Linked DNA regions of Homo sapiens: region 1 is linked to region 2. Evidence: chromatin contacts called from ENCODE Hi-C or POLR2A ChIA-PET data. All regions are on one chromosome and are shown on one strand. The core of a region is the stretch at or near the end of the contact, and the rest is flanking DNA. Distances in the headings are between cores, read along the strand shown. Region 1 has its middle 99 kb from the start of KCNS3. Region 2 overlaps KCNS3 (potassium voltage-gated channel modifier subfamily S member 3).

Region 1 (2,877 bases), core at 339-2,838, 83 kb after region 2:
GAGTCCTCACAATAGTATTAGTGACCTTATAAGAAGAGATAGGAGAAAGGTTGCTGCTTCTCTCTCTGCTCTCTGCCATGTGAGGACTCAGCAAAAAGATGGCCATCTGCAAACCAGGAAGAGGGCCCTCACCAGAACTGACCATGCTGGCACCTGATCTTGGACTTCCCAGCCTCTAGAACTTTGAGAAATACATTTCTGTTGTTTAATCCACCCATTTTTGTAATAGCAGCCCAAACTGACTAACACAACAACATAGGGCTTTGTAATTGGTTCTTGCTCTGTTTTAATTTGGTGATTGGAGCTCTTACTTGCCAACAGCCTGCTGAGTCCTGATTTAATTTTCTGCTTTGTATTCCGCATCGGGTTTATAATTTTGCCTCACCTCTTTCAGGGATGGGATCTTAGTTCATTTGTTCTGCTATTAATGAATATCTGAGGCTGGGTAATTCATAAATAATAGAGATTTATTTGGCTCGTGGCTCTGCAGCCTGTCATGGCATAAGCATCTGTTTCTGGTGAGGGCCTCAGGAAGCTTCCACTCATGGGGGAAGGCAAAAAGAAGTAGGCATTACCTGCTCTTTTCAACAACCAGTTCTTATGGAAACTAATAGAGCAAGAACTCATTGACTACTGTGAGGATGGCACCAAGCCATTCATGAGGGATCCATCCTCATGACCCAAACACCTCCTACCAAGCCCTATCTCTAACACTGGGGATCAGACTTCACCATGAGTCTTGGTAGGGGCAAACAAACTATATTCAGACCACAGAAGATGGGTATCAGACTTCAGCCTACAGGCAGCCTTCTCCAACTGCTGCCCTGCCAGTGAGTGCTATTCGGAGCCCCTTCACCCACTATGCATACATGAAGGTTATGCCAACATCAACTGGTGGCTTACAACAGCAGGAGTTCTCAAAAGGTGGTGAGGGAAGTAGCCATAGCCCTTTAATTGGGATAGGAGGTATAGTTTGAAAAAGCCCAGATGACTGCGATAGAGCCTCTTCCCCACAGTCCCCACTGGGAACTGGTCCCAACCCAACTCTGTCTGACTCACATGTTCCTTCAGGACAGCAAGAGGAGGGGTTTTGAGGCTATTTCTGTTCTATTTTGAGTAGGTAAACAGGTGCTTCCAGAAAGGCTGTCTGTGCTTTTGATTCCGAAAATAGGCATCTCAGTAGTATCAGATAGCAAAAAGTAGGCGAGGCAGTGATTTTGGAAAGAAACTACTGTAGCTGTTTGTTTTGTCGCCTGACCCTACCCATGGCACCACCCAGTCCTATAAACAGATGGCTCCTCCTCTGGAGCAGCCAGGATCCAGCTTCTCAGGGGTCACTTGAGCAGCCACACACTGCATTCCTTCCTCCTTCTGCAACAGAATGGGATCAGGCCAATGAGAGATTATCCAGGTTTTCCTCCTTTTTTTTTCCTTTCTTAAAAAAACTTGTAATAAGCTGACTTTGTACAGTGGAATGTTCTTTGTGGCTTATGAAGAAATAAACAGTAGTCTTGGTGGCTCTTAGGAATATATGCGGTGGGGCTTAAGACTCTTGAGAACGTTGCCAGTCCCAGTGACTGCTCTGAGATGAGGTCACATGAGTTGTCTCCCTGAGTAACAAAAGGTGGGATTCACATGACTGGGCTGACCCCAGTTGGCTGATTATTCAGTTCAGACAGAGCTAAAGAAAACCAGTTGCCCACTGGCCTTTCAACTCTGCTTCTTTCCTGTTATTTCTTCAGCCATTTATAGTCTAGTGTCTGGAGAGAGCTGGTCCAAAGTTTGGCAGGACTTGAAACAGATAAATCATTTGCAGACCAGTAAGGGCCTTACAGCTTTACTAGGAAAGGAAAAAATGGAAGCTTGGATTGAGGTGTGCTGATGTCTCCTTTTACTGGCTCAGAGTGTTTTCATTTTAACCCCCATTGAGGCCAAGCACAATTCCAGAATCACATTCTGCGCCTTTGCTGGGTAAATACTCCGTTACACACTTGGTGGGCAGGATCTAAGAATTCCCTGCAGGCAAATGAATATGAACTGGACACAGTAGGAGATATTGCAGTGCTGTGAGTGAAGTGCACCACGACGTTTTTCTCAGGGCTGTGCCAATACCTGCCAGGTTGTGAGAAGTTCACAGTCATGTTACTGTTCATCTTGCATCTGCTTAGAATTGACCTTCCTAAATCTCAGTTCCAGATTCTTTTATTTTCTTTCAACTTTTAGAATCAGAGGGTACATGTACAGATGTGTTACATGGGTATGTTGAGTGATGTCGAGGTTTGGAGTATGATTGAATCAGTCAATCAGTCACCCAGGTGGTGGTGAGCGTAGTACCCTGTAGATTTACTAGCTTCTGTGCTTGTATGGGGTCACCTACTCAAAGAGGGCTTTGTTTTCACTTTTAAATGTAAACCAGATAATTTAGGTTACATATGATAGAAAAAAAGAGGCAAGAAAATAAAACCCTGTAAGTCATTTCCTATGTTTTCTCCACCACACATCTAATAAGTTATCAATTCCTCCTGATTATGCCTTTCACACATCCCTCTAATATATCATATGCTCACTTAGGTTAAGGTTTAGGGTAGGTTAAGGCTCCACTATGTCCCAACTGGAATATTTCAATAGCATCCTGACTGGTCTTGCTACCTCCAATCCTAATTTACCTTTGTTGTTTTTTTTATCCTTCTAGTGGAATGACATTTCAGAACACAAAAATGACCATGTCACAGCCCTGTGTATAAGTTTTCAATGGCTTTTGATCACCTGTGGAATGAATTCCAACCCTTTGTCTTAGTACATAAAGCTTGTCACAATGTGGCTGCTGGTTTTCCTCTCCGTTCTCCTGCCTCTCCACACTCCGGCATGCACCGTTCT
Region 2 (3,015 bases), core at 443-2,942:
GTGTCTGAGCTCAGACTCTCCTTGGGTGGGTCTTGCTGTGGCTGCTGTGGGGGATGGAGGTGAGATTCCCAGGTCACTGGAGTTGTGTACCTATGGCTGCCTCTGCTGAGTCATGCAGGTTTTCAGTTAAGTGGGGGAAAGCTGGCAGTCACTGGCCTCACCCAGTTCCCATGCAAACTGAAGGGCCGGTCCCACTCCCACCCTGTCCCCTCCTACAGCCTGGAGTCTGTTTCCAGGTGGAGAGTGAGAGGGTCTTGAAAACTTGCCCGAGGCCATCTGCCTCCCAGCTGAGAAAGAAAGGGCTTTAATTCTTCCTGGCCTGTGAAGTCTGCATGCCGGATTAGGATTCGCAACCTCTCCTGAGTTCTGGCCAGGGGGCTTCTCGCCCCGTTCAAATTGTTACAGAGTTTGCCTAGAGAATTCCTTCTCCTTGTTGAATTTTACCCCCTGCATCTCTGGGCACCCTCATGATGGATCCCCGTGGTGCCAGGCAGGAATGGACTGCTTGGGGACCCAGTGAGCTCCCAGGGCTTTTCTGCTGCTTCCTCTGTATTTCGCTCGGCTCTCTAACTTGACTCAGCTCCAGGTAAAGTTGGAAACTTCTCCTGCAAACAGACCTTCAGCTTCTCCACTGGGGGTGTGTGTTTGGGGGAGGAGGGTCTACCTTTCCCACTTCCGCAGTTGGGGCACTCACAGTATTTGTGGGTCTCCTGGGTCCTGCAGGAGCAGTCCGCTTCCTTCAGAGGGTCTGTGGTCCTCTCAGTATTTCTGATTTGTTCTTGCAGCCAATCTGAAGCTAAAATTCACAATGCGAGCCTCCACATGCCGGAGCTGCAATCTAGTCCTTCCTCCCCTCTGCCATGATCCCAGGAGCCAGTTTTTTTTTTTTTTTTTTTTTTTTTTAATATATCTATGTATGGGGGTTTGAAGTAAAGAGTACAGGATGGACAGTTTAATGTGGCCCTGAATTCCAGTAGATTTGCTTTTAGTTGCTTTTTACCAGTCATCCCTATAACCCACATCAATGGAGTTAAGAATACATAAGCAAGCCCTGTTTTACAGTCCTTCATTTATGTTATGTGAGCAACTCAGAAACAATTTCCATGCAGACATCATTAGACACTAGGATTAGGTTTCAGACTGCCCCACCAAAGCAGATATAAGCCCTAATGAGTGCACAGTGACATGGTTTTGAGTACCAGGACCGGAGCACTATATGATGTAGAAGGGAGGAGATGAGTTTTCTCTCCTAGGAAGGGGGCCACACACTTGCACCACACACCCATCCATGCAAACACACACCCTAGATGGGGCAGTGCTCACTAATGTGGACTGCTTAGCTAATTTGATGTAAGTAGACAAACCACAAAAGAGCATATTATATTTTTTTGTGTAACAGACAATAACAGTCCTCCACAAACCCTGTTCAGGCCATTCTACTGTGACCTTCTTCAGATACCACCAAATAGATTGAGTGTGGAACTATTTCAAATTTCCCTTGTTAAACTGACTTCAGTAGGAAACTCACAGAAACTTTGATTGTGAACATCAGGTAGAGAAAGCCACGTTTTACTCCAGATTGCCTGGGGTTTGTTTTTCCCAAGTGTGCATTTGTATTTGCTGTGGAGTGAGAACTTTCTGCATGGCAGAAGGAAAGCCTGCACCTGTTCAGAGATGGTGCCTACAGCCATCTCCTGAGGCTTGGCCCTGAGCCGGCTAACATCACTGCTGGGCTTGTTGGAGGGTGTGGGTGTTCTTCCAAAGACCTCCTTTGCTTCCTCAGCTCAATTCTACCTTGTTCTTTCTTGTATGGAGAACTTGGAAACTCAGAGAGCTGGGTGAATTTAGAAAATGGGCTGGAGAAAGGATAGGTGTGAGAATTCATTTTAATAAGTCAAATTTAAAACTTTTTTGACTTGCATTGCCTGGGGATCTCATTATTTTATAATTTTTTTATATTGATGAAGTGTAGGATTAGTTATAATTGATAGTTCTGGGCAAAGCGTTTAAAAAATCCTCCCAGGATAGTTTTCAGGGACTGGATACGGATGTTTGTGAAGCATAAACACATTTTCACTACCTTCCAAAGAATGGTCTAGATGCTATATAAACCATCATATTTATTATATCTTTTAAAAAGTTAAGTAAAGCTTTTTTTTTAACCTCATGAAGTAAATAGTCACTCTGGCAACATACTACAGCAATAGACACTTCGCCCTCTGAGAGTTTTGCTGTAAATATGCTGAAGATTTATATAGCTTGGCAAAAACCACTCTGTTTTCTTCTAGCAGCAATAAACACTTTTCTAAAATCCTTTGGAAATTCTACAACATGTCAGGTGCTCAGATGGGGTATAGAAAAACAACAGCTTAGTCAGACATTGAATCACCATGTCCTGGAGTCCCTAAGAAAGCCAATATGGTGAGAAGGTACCTCCCAAGCAGCCCTCTCCACAACATTTTGAGCAGGAAAACCCTTGTTTTTTCCTTTAAGTGGAATGTTCATTTAGTAAACTTTCACTGGACATCTCCCACGTGTTTACTGTGTAGCAGGCACTGATGCCACCATATGTCAGTGATATTGCCAAGAAATACCATTCTGCAGGCACAAAGGTGAGGTGCTTGTGTAGCATTAGGTGCGTGTATGAGGGAAGGAAGGGAGTACACTGGGAAAGTTTCCTGGAAGAGGCGACATTTGGACTGATTTCTTGAAGACAGAACTGGAGTTAACTGGAAAAGAAGGGAAAAGGACACTTCAATCAGAGAGAACAGCTTCGATGAGGTTTGGAAGGGAGAGTGTGTGGTGCAGCTGGGGATGGTAAATAATTTGATGGAGTAAGGCAGAGGTATGAGGTATATTGGTGGATGCTGAGGCCAAACAGACAGGATAGAGTTTAGACTCCATCCTGAAGATGCTGGGAAGCTATTGAAGATTTACATAGAGTATTGGCATATTCTGACCTATGTTTTTATTTCTTTTGTTTATTTCTTTTTATTTTTTAGAGATGGGCTCACT

The links. A loop is a pair of places that touch in the nucleus more often than their neighbours do. ChIA-PET counts read pairs that join two places held with the same protein, here RNA polymerase II (POLR2A).
Region 1: a map of PC-9 shows a loop between it and region 2 (3-fold over the local background). The contact joins two enhancer-like sites. A Hi-C loop is called at or near these places in 4 of 168 maps with a recorded cell type or tissue (PC-9, endothelial cell of hepatic sinusoid and gastrocnemius medialis). POLR2A ChIA-PET finds 5 or more read pairs at or near these places in 1 of 52 experiments (PC-9).

Annotation. Positions count from the first base shown.
Region 1 is chr2:17,975,908-17,978,784 of GRCh38, forward strand. No RefSeq gene overlaps it. Among named protein-coding and RNA genes, the nearest start is that of KCNS3, 99 kb to the left of the region's middle. Within about 2 kb of position 1,589, at least 11 of the 41 ENCODE cell types and tissues checked have a DNase peak (open chromatin) inside an H3K27ac peak, as active enhancers do; they include PC-9 and gastrocnemius medialis, where a contact is called at or near this core.
Region 2 is chr2:17,893,064-17,896,078 of GRCh38, forward strand. The region is part of intron 1 of KCNS3 (potassium voltage-gated channel modifier subfamily S member 3); the gene reads left to right. Among named protein-coding and RNA genes, the nearest start is that of KCNS3, 16 kb to the left of the region's middle. Within about 2 kb of position 1,693, at least 3 of the 41 ENCODE cell types and tissues checked have a DNase peak (open chromatin) inside an H3K27ac peak, as active enhancers do; they include PC-9 and gastrocnemius medialis, where a contact is called at or near this core.